Linked DNA regions of Homo sapiens: region 2 is linked to region 1. The links are chromatin contacts, found by Hi-C in ENCODE. All regions are on one chromosome and are shown on one strand. Each heading gives the region's core, a stretch centred on a gene start or an enhancer-like site at or near the end of the contact. The rest is flanking DNA. Distances are from core to core; before and after follow the strand shown.

Evidence for each region. A loop is a pair of places that touch in the nucleus more often than their neighbours do. Pooled maps may share reads with other maps.
Region 2: a loop to region 1 is called in a map with no recorded cell type, with 10 times the contacts of the local background. The contact joins two enhancer-like sites. A Hi-C loop is called at or near these places in 5 of 37 single-sample maps with no recorded cell type and 2 of 50 pooled maps.

Annotation. Positions count from the first base shown.
Region 1 is chr2:96,160,836-96,165,792 of GRCh38, reverse strand. No RefSeq gene overlaps it. Among named protein-coding and RNA genes, the nearest start is that of DUSP2, 18 kb to the right of the region's middle. RefSeq lists enhancers at 646-725, 986-1,035, 1,916-2,195. Within about 2 kb of position 1,897, at least 10 of the 41 ENCODE cell types and tissues checked have a DNase peak (open chromatin) inside an H3K27ac peak, as active enhancers do.
Region 2 is chr2:98,480,476-98,485,432 of GRCh38, reverse strand. The region is part of intron 1 of INPP4A (inositol polyphosphate-4-phosphatase type I A); the gene reads right to left. Among named protein-coding and RNA genes, the nearest start is that of INPP4A, 38 kb to the right of the region's middle. RefSeq lists an enhancer at 2,085-2,204. Within about 2 kb of position 2,097, at least 9 of the 41 ENCODE cell types and tissues checked have a DNase peak (open chromatin) inside an H3K27ac peak, as active enhancers do.

The DNA.
Region 1 (4,957 bases), core at 648-3,147:
TTGCCTATTATAACTATAATCCTTTTTTATTTTTTTTTCTTAGAGACTGAATCTCACTCTGTCACCCAGGCTGGAGTGCAGTGGCCCCATCTTGGCTCACTGCAACCTCTGCCTTCCGGGTTCAAGCAGTTCTCCTGACTCAGCCTCCCGAGTAGCTGGGAGGGACTACAGGCACCTGCCACCATGCCTGGTTAATTTTTTATTTTTATTTTTTGTATTTTTGGTAGAGACGGGGTTTCACCATGTTGGCCAGGCTGGTCTCGAACTCCTGACCTCAGGTGTTCTACCCACCCTGGCCTCCCAAAGTGCTGGGATTACAAGCATAAGCCACTACGTCCGGTCGACTATATCCATTTTTATGTTGATATTTTTCCTGTAGTTCCCCTGGTTTTCTTCTTGATTTGTAAAAATTCCTTGTATATGCCAAAATATAATTTCATAATAGTTTATTTTATTTATGAAATTATAAATAGGGTCCATGGGAGTGGAGTGAACAGCGTACATGTCACTAACTGTCTGAAGGTTGAGGAGAAACTCAGGACCTAGGTGGTGGTGGGGTGGCCACCACCATTTAATAGACTGGAAAATAGGATGGAAGTTGGGGGTGTGGTGGAACAGGGCCACAGGGAGTGGGTTTTCACCAGTCGAAAAGTGGGCAGAGCCCTTCGGATGCGGCCGACTGGCTGTCATGCAGCTGCGGTGCCTGGAGAACTCAAGATCTCCTCCATCGACATGGCAGAGGATGAGCAAGTGGGAAAATCGCACAGGGCTTTTTATTGCCTGAGTCTGGAGGTGGTGTTTCATTGGCTGGAGTAAGTCACATGGCTCTGCCAAGTGTGAGAGGTCTGTGTAGGGTAAGCCTCTGCGTCTGGTAGGGAGGAGGTTGGGACCAGCGACTACCAGTCATATTCACTGCAGGATGTGTGCTGCGGTCTCCGGTCTCCTGGGGGCAGGCCCGGCCTTACAGCCCATCCCTGGACCCACCTCGGGAGGGGAAAAACTGCAGGGCTCTGGGAGCGCCGCCACCAGGGAAGGGCTGCTGGGATCAGCCGGGAAGGAGGAAGGGAAGGGGGAGAGGGGCTTGGGTCCCTTGATGCTGCCTGAGGAGGGCTGGTGGACACTGCCTGGGGCTCCCTGCCAGGCCCTATTGGGCTAACAGTAGGCTTTTGTTTTCAGTAAGGGACCTCCCCTCCTGCCTTTCGTTCTGAGGGCATTGCAAAGGGCTCAGAGAGGGGCAGCTCCACATAGGAACTGTGATGGGTTATGAGCAACGCATTTCTGTCTTCTGCCATCTTTTCTGTGTGTTCCAAATTTCCTAGTGTTGGGGGATTTCTGGGATAATTAGGGAAAATAACAAATGTGTGATAGACTTGTGCAGGGTGGTGTGGTAGGTGAGGCTCCGGCCCAGAGTGAGGGCTCCTTCCCCTGACATGGGCATCTCCAGGGCCTCCCTGCCCATCCCATGGGCATCCTTATTCCTGGCTCACAGCAGTGGGGTCACCTCCCCAGGGTTCCCACTTAGTAGCTGAGGAAAGTGGGGCTCAGCTGGCTTGCGGGCCCTGCCTGAGGCCACATGGTGTGCCTCCGGATGCTGGGCTGGCCGTCTCACTCCTTCCCCTCTGCCTTAGTGCTGGCCTAGGCTGAGGCTGCCCGGGAGACCACATTAGACACATTTGAAACCGTCTGTCTCTTCAGGAGAGCAGACTCAGATGTAAATTCCTTCAGCCCCCAAGGAGCTAAAAATAAGAGGCCTGTGCCCCTACAGCAACCCAGGAAAGGCCACGTGAAAACCCAGCAGCTGGGGGCGGAGGCTGGGGGCGCGGGGCCCAGCAGTGTTGGAGGGGTGGAAACAGGATGTGAGCAGAGAGGGGGCTGTGAGAAGCAAGGTGACACCCAGCAGAGGCGGCCACCTGGTACAGCATGTTCTGAGCCACGGAAAAAGACCCTGGGCTGCGTGGGAGCCCTTACATCCTGCTTGGAGACAGGCCTCCCCCATTTGGCCTGGCTGTTGGCCAGGGCAGAATCTGACCCCTGCACTGGGATGGTGGGCAAGAGAAGGACAGGATGTTGCCTTTCAGAGAGATGGGGATCAAACCTTAATAAGGGCTCCCGGCTCCCCCAGGGAGGCCTGGTACCTACCCAAGGCCACCAATGGAGAAACAGGGTAAATAGCTCACCAGCTGTCCATCAGCCAACACTGCAGGCCAGGCCTGAGCCAGGTGTGGGGAAAGCGAACCCGCCAAGGCCCACTCGCTGGCTTCAGGGAGGCACCAGTATTGGGTGGGTGCCTTGATGAGGCCTGTGAAGGCCAGAGGCGAGCCCAAGCTCTGGGAGGCTCTGGGAGAAGCCCTTGATTCAGCCTGGGGATCTGGGAAGCCTTCCTGGAGGAAGCGAAACCTGAGGGGTCTCAAGGATGGGCAGGGGAGGGGTGGGTGAAGCCATTCCGGGCAGGTCGGCCAGCACAGGGCGCAGAGGAAACCCCCGGCCTGAGTGGTGTGGTCAATGTCACCGGGGCCTTTGTGCCCACCTAGCCTGAGCCTGCCCCCCTTGGCCTGCTCAGGGCTTTTCCTGAGATCCCTCCTCTCTGAGGTCTGCAGCCTCCCCTCTGGCCCATCATTCTCTTTCCTTGTCAGGTCCATGGCTCCCCCACACCTTCAGCCAGCCTCGGGGTCCTCCTTCACAGTCCAGACCACAGTCAAGTCTCACTTAGTGGAAGGCTTGTCCCCCCACTTCCCCAGCAGCCCCAACTGAGGGGTGCCACGAGGCTCACTGAGTCACCATCCCCTTCTGGTGGTTCAACGCTTTTTCCTTGATTTGTAACCAGACTTTTTGTCCTAGAGCTTTTCATACACATTTATGTTCATGTAGAATGTAGGCCGGGTGCGGTGGCTCACGCCTGTAATCCCAGCACTTTGGGAGGTCGAGACAGATTGCTTGAGCCCACGAGACCAGCCTGGGCAACACGGTGAAACTCCATCTCTACCAAAAATACAAAAAATTAGCCGGGTGTGGTGATGTGCGCCTGTGGTCCCAGTTACCCAGGAGGTTGAGGTGGGAGGATGGCTTGTGTCCGGGAGGTTGAGGCTGCAGTGAGCTGTGATCGCACCACTGCCCTCTAGCCTGGGTGACAGAGCTGTCTAAAAAAGAAAAAAAAAAAAAAACTGAAACAAAACAAACCAAAAAACAAACAAGAATGTACAGCTTTCTCTTTTTTGTTTTTATTGAAATGGGATCATACTATACGAACTTATTTTGCAACTCACTTGTCTTCACTGTATCTTGAAGCTTGTTCTAGATCAGTGTGTGTAGATTTACCTCATTATTTGTTTTTACAGATACTTGATAGAAGTGTAAAAACTTTGTATTCCATTTTTCCTCCCAATACAGACAATGCTGCCTTGGAAATCTTTGGACAAGTTTCTTCACCCAGAAGAGAGGTTGCAGGGTTGAAGAGCATGTGCTTTAAACATTTGGATAGGTTCTGTCAAATTGCTTTCTTTAAACACACGTTATCAACCAACTTACACTCCCACCAAAAGAGCACAAGTTCACTCATTCACCACCCTTCCCAGTATTTGAATGTTTGCCAACCTGATGGGTGGATCATCGCGCTGCCTTGTTTCAGTGGGTAGAGCATGGCTTTTGTGGATTACTGGAGATTTGCATTTCTTGGTCTGTGAATTCTGTGTTGTTATTCTTTGCCCCTTTCCTGTTGTGTTGTTTGACTTTTTCTTATTTGTTTTTGGAGGCCTCACATCTTTACTCACTTTCTTCACACTCTCTGTCCTCTTTTCCTGTTGGGCTTTTCTCCATAACCACCATCTGACGTACGATGTGTTTATTTCTTTATTGCTTGTCCTCCCCACCCCATTACAATGTAAGAACCAAGAGGGCAGAGATTTTGTCATTTGTCCATGTGAAGGTTTCCAGTACCTGAGACAATGCCTGGTGCCTAATAGGCACCCTCCAATTAACTGCTGGATGAATGAATGAATGAATAATATTTTATCTGTCACTTGCTTTCAAATATTTTCTTTCTTTCTTTTTTTTTTTTTGAGATGGAGTTTTGCTTTTGTTGCCCAGGCTGGAGTGCAGTGGCACAATCTCGGCTCACTGCAACCTCTGCCACCTGGGTTCAAGCAATTCTCCTGCCTCAGCCTCCCGAGTAGCTGGGATTACAGGCACGTGCAACCACATCTGGCTAATTTTTGTATTTTTTAAGAAGAGACGAGGTTTCGCCATGTTGGTCAGGCTGGTCTTGAACTCCTGACCTCAGGTGATCCGCCTGTCTTGGCCTCCCAAAGTGCTGGGATTAGAGGCATGAGCCACCGCGCCCAGCCTGTTTCTAAGTATTTTCTCCATGTTTGTCACTCACCCTTTACTTTTGTTTGTGGTGAGTTTGAGCATACAGAAACTTTTAAAAAATTTTAAGTTTATTTTGTTTTTTTTCTCTCCAACTTTTATTTTAGGTTCAGAGGGTATGTGTGCAAGCTTGTGACATGGGTAAATTGCACGTTATGGGGGTTTGGTGTACAGATTTTTTCGTCACCCCAGTAATAAGGATAGTACTAGACAGGTAGTTTTTCGACCCTCACCCTCCTCGTCCACCTCAAGTAGGCTCCATGTGTGCTCAACGTTTAGCTCCCACTTATAAGTGAGAACTTGCGGTATTTGGTTATCTATTCCTGCATTAATTTGCTTAGGATGATGGCCTCCACCTCCATCCGTGTTGCTGCAAAGGACTTGATCTCCTTTTTTATGGCTGTGTAATCTTCCATGGTATATATGCACCACATTTTCTTTATCCAGTCCACCGTTGATGGGCATTTAGGTTTATTCCTCCTCCTTGCTGTTGTGCATAGTGCTGTAATGAGCATTCACGTGCATGTGTCTTTGTGGTAGAATGATTTATGTTCCTTTGGGTACATACTCAGTAATGAATTGCTGGGTCAAATGA
Region 2 (4,957 bases), core at 848-3,347, 2.3 Mb before region 1:
TATAGAGAGGGAAACCCCACCCCCCACAGATACCTTAACTAAAATCAGTTCTGACTTGGATATTCTACACAGATAAGATCAGCAAGTACACAAGATTTGGCATCCTGCCTTTTCACCTGAATCTTAGACTGTGAACATATTTCACGCTGCAACCAGACCGCATGATTATAACAGGTTTTTATTTCAGTCTAAAATGTTTCTTACAAAGAAGTAACATTTCTTCAGCTCTTCAGCAGCCACGGGCCTGCAAGCAGCAAGGACCCTGCATGATCAGGATGGTCTCCACTACCACAAAAGCTGAGGTCACACTCATTTAGATCCCAACCGCCCCGCCAAGCAGATGTGCGGAGCTGGAGTTTACTCAGCTACCAGGACACACACACACTCTGTTCGCTTCAAGAGGCCAGCCAAGTGAGAGAAAAGCCACTGATTGGAAGACTGAAGCCACTACTCTCGGTGGGATCTCAGACAAGGATGCTCACTGCAGCATTACCTGTACTATAAAGGATTTTATACCATAAATTGAAAGATTAAATAGCAGCCTACAAGCCTGTCAGGGAAATGGTAAATAATGGCTCCGTCATATGTGAATACCATATAGACATTTGAAATGGAAATCAGTTTTATGACAACTTGACAAGCGAAAAAGTCAGATTCTAAGTAAGATCTACCAATATAAAGACATAGAAGCACTCACGCGGAGTGGGAGAGAGGAAAAGAACACGTATAAAAATGTTAAGCACTGGGAGATGGACACATCATGCTTTTCTGGTTTTCTTCCTCTAGACTATGTTTTACTAAACCCTTTATAGTAAGTATGCAAAATTTTAATAACTGGGGAACTGTACCATCCTTAGGTTGTTTAGTGCCTCTCTGGGGCTGAATTCATCTCAGCTGGAAGGGCTCTCCTTCCACAGGCTGCCTCGAATCCCTCACACCCTCTCAGGGCCCTGTGCATGGCTTCCCACCCCAGTCACGTGACTGCATTCTGGACTTTGAGCTCATCAGGAAAGTAACTGGGGCTTGGTCTTCCCTGACTGCAGGATCATGGGAAACAAAGATACAGTGAGCCTGACAGGGAGGAGAGGGAACCAGAACAGGCCACACAGGAGGAACGGAGATGGGAGTTCATAAGGCTTGTGGGCAACTAGGGGGAGTGGGCAGCCTCGGGAATGACCATGGGAGAGGAAGCTGAAGGCTAGCGGCTCAGTAACAACAGACTCATCCCTGCAGACAGAGTCATCAGAAGGTGATGGGACCTCAGAGACCTCTGGGGCCAGGGGTAACATGGAGTGATGCAGGGGAGGGACAGGAGTGGAGGGGATGGTAGTCACCGGTCAAAGCGAAAGAGATTCCAAGCCCACCTCTGGAGAGAGACAGGACATGCAGAGAAAGGACCTCACTCCATTTAGAGGCCTCTGGCTCTTCTGGGAGAACCAGCCATCTTTCAGTTATGTGAAGAGATGGGGTGTGGGCAGGGGCATCTGCAAGGAGGGATGGGGGTGCAGGAGCTTCTTTATGCAAAGGTGGAGGCTCAGGCAAGAGGGTGGAGAGGAAGACCGGACTTCACTAGACTGACTACAGATGCAGTCCATCTGTTGGGTGCAGCCAATGTGCAACCTTGGCTAGCCACACAGAAGAGGGTCTCCCTCTCAACCATCCATGGGAGCAGAGTAGCCAACAGGAAGGTGGGGTAGGGACAGGAAGAGAAAGGACTGAGAGCTGGTCCACGCTGCTATGTTTAGGCAGGGCTCAGAAGTAATACTAATGATGAGGTGTTTTGAGGCATGGACCACAGGGACATTCAGTGTAGGATGAACCTGCCTGAAGGAAGCCAACTCTGCAACAAAGATGGACACAGACTAGCCTGCCCTTCCCACTGGCAGTGGCGACAGATCCCACATGCAGCAAGACATTAGAAAGACAAGACCGGGGGGGAACATGATCCATCAGGACTTGGCCCCACAGCAGCCCCACCTTGCACTTGACCATCTCTGCCCCGCCTGGGGCAGCCCTGCAGCCACAAGCCCAGTTTCAAGAAATACCTGTTTCTGACCACAAGCATCACAAGAGTGAAACTAAGCAATGCTTGCTTCCTGTCTCCTAGCACGAAAACTAGTAGGACTGACTGGGTCACAAAACACAAAGAATTCGATGAATGGAAAAAATGAAAAGCAAATTTGGGGTAATGGTAACCTAGAGAGAAGGTGGGAAGGCATATGTAGTTTCAAGTGTATTGGTCATGAAAATGTCTAAAGCTGAGTTGCGATTCACTGTATTGTTATTCCTATCATTTTTCACATAAAGGACTGCCTAATAAACATTTTATTATTATAGAGTACATGCCAAAATCATTATTAGCACAGGTTGAGTATCCCTTATCTGAAATACTTGACACCAGAAGTGGTTAGGGTTTGGAATTTTTTTAAGATTTTGAAATATTTGCATTATATACGTACAGATTCAGCACACCTAATCCAAAAATCTGAAATCCAAAATGCTCCAATAAGCATTTCCTCTGAAGGTCATGTCAGTGCTAAAAAAGTGTCAGGTTTGGAAGTACTTCAAATTTTGGATTTTCAGATCAGGGATGTTCAACCTCTATTATGCTTTCACTTATTTTCAAAAAAGCAATGTAAGTATAATTTTTTCAAGTGTAAGCTTAGATCAAAAGCTTTGCATTTCTCTTAAATGCAAGAGGACACATATATCTTTTTGCATCACATCCCAGGGTTGCTCAGAGGCTCATCCCTGGATGTCAACCACACTTGCCTACTGTCAGCACTGACTGGCTGGTCGCTGGCCTCCCTGTGACAGGCCCACTGGGGAGACACCTCCATTCTGGCAGGTGTGACAAGTGGAGGGGCCATTGCACAGAGGCCCACAGCTGCCCCTCTCTGCTTTCCAGGACAGCCAGTTGCACCTGCCTCTAGGTGCCCACCTTTCTGTTGGCTGCTTTCGTTTTTAATCCCACTCTTCTTCAGACTGCCCTCCTTGCAGGGCCCCATATTCTGAACCAGGTGCAACCAATCCTAACATCCCTTGAGGCCCTGCTCTGACTGGTGCCAATAAGCTAAACCACAGCTGGCCAAGATAGGAAAAGTGATTTAACCTGCTGTCCCTCTAGGATGGGATTTTACCCAGATCTCCAGAGTCTCAGCCCAATAATGTGGGAACCACAGGTGTAAAGGCAAAGAGGAAAAAAGCAGGATACAGAAAACATTTTACAGCAAGGTGGCCCAACAGGGTCCCTCACATCACCTGCTGTGCCACTTTAACGTGGCTTCTGCTTAAATTTCAAGTTTAAAAAATTATATTTATTTTAAAGACAGGATCTTACTCTGTCAACTAAACTGGTCTCAAACTCCTTGCCTCAAGTGATCCTCCCACTGCAGCTTCCCAAAAAACTGGGATTACAGGTGTGAGCCTAAACTTGGAGCTTTTAAAGTACACAGTGTTGAGTTGTTAAGCCAGGACAAGACATCAAACAATCCAACTCCAACATGGCAAACTCGTAATGAAGGGAGAAGGAGAGGCAAAGGTGCTGCTGAGAAAACCTTTCACTAGAGAACGGAAAGCCCAGCCAGAGGTGGTGCGTGGACAGGGAGCACCCTGAAGACCAGCAAGCTAGCTGACACTCAAGGCCAGCTGAGCATCACATTTACAGGCTGTCACAGCCTCCCTGTCTTCCTGGGATTCTGCAAAACACAATTCCACAGGGAGGACAAGCACTTAGAATTCTCCCCTGGTACAAAGCCTGCTTGCTCACATTGGATCACTTGGAAACATAATAAATCCTTCCTTCCCCATTAATCTGTTACTGAGGCTCAATGTGATATAATCATTTTATATAGAGAATTCTGTCACTGAATCTTTATATCTAAAACCACTTCAGATAGCTAAAACATATGCCAGCCTTAAGCCAAATGCAGCTCCCTAAAGAAACCAGCACCCCAAAGAGACCACAGGATTATCCAAGAGCCACAGGCAACCAGAATAAAACTGGAGGAGCGAGGGTTCTGGCTGCCAAGAGTGGTCGATTTATGCGTGCCAAGGGACCAAGCCCCCACTGGTATAGGAAATGTATGCCATTTCTTTCCCCCCAGGGAATTTTCAGAGGAAGACATCCTTGCTCCACACAGGATCACACCAGGTCCACATTCCTCCAAGTCTCCTGTTCACTTCCTGGCCTCTCTGTGGGGTGAGGGATTACAATGGGCAGCAGGTGGTGACACCCTCCACCTTGAGAGGGACGTGTCAGATGCAGGAAAAGTTCACAGTGCTCTGATTAAATTATGTTTTGTTAGGACACCCCCTCCCCAGTGTTGGCATTGAAAGGTAACTAGCAGAAGAACTTGAAGCACACCTGTGTAACTCAAGGTCAGTCCCCAGGTGCTGCTTTGCTCTCTTTGGGCCTCAGTTTCCTAAACTGCACACTGGTAATGCACAGCCTGCAGCCTGAGAAGCATGTGAGAATGGAGCACGTGCAGCACCACAACTCCTTCCTGGGGCTGGAAGGGTCCAGAGTGTGCGGCACCCTGCCCCCCACTCACCCTCCACAGGCCAGCACAGGGGGAGTTTGGCTGCGGAGACGGACACACGCGCCCTGGGGCTGCAGCTGGCAAGAAGACAGGCTAGTGGAAGATTCAGTGCTCTCCGGTCTGAGGCTGCCAGCAATGCAAGGGACTGGAGACGGGCACATTCTGCCTGGCAAGGGATGGGGGCCAGGAGTGAGGGACCATGTGTGCAAATGCACGGGAGCTAGCTGGCCACCTCAGTCATTTACTCCTTCAGTGCACAGAGGGTCACCAAGGCCTGGGGCCAAGTGAGAGGACAGACACCCATAGGAGAAAGAGCCCAGACTCAGCCCTTAATGCCCAGAATGTCAGTGCAGGGGAACCACAGTCAGTGATGATGTTCCTAACACAGGTAAAATGACGACAGTCCTTTCTACAGC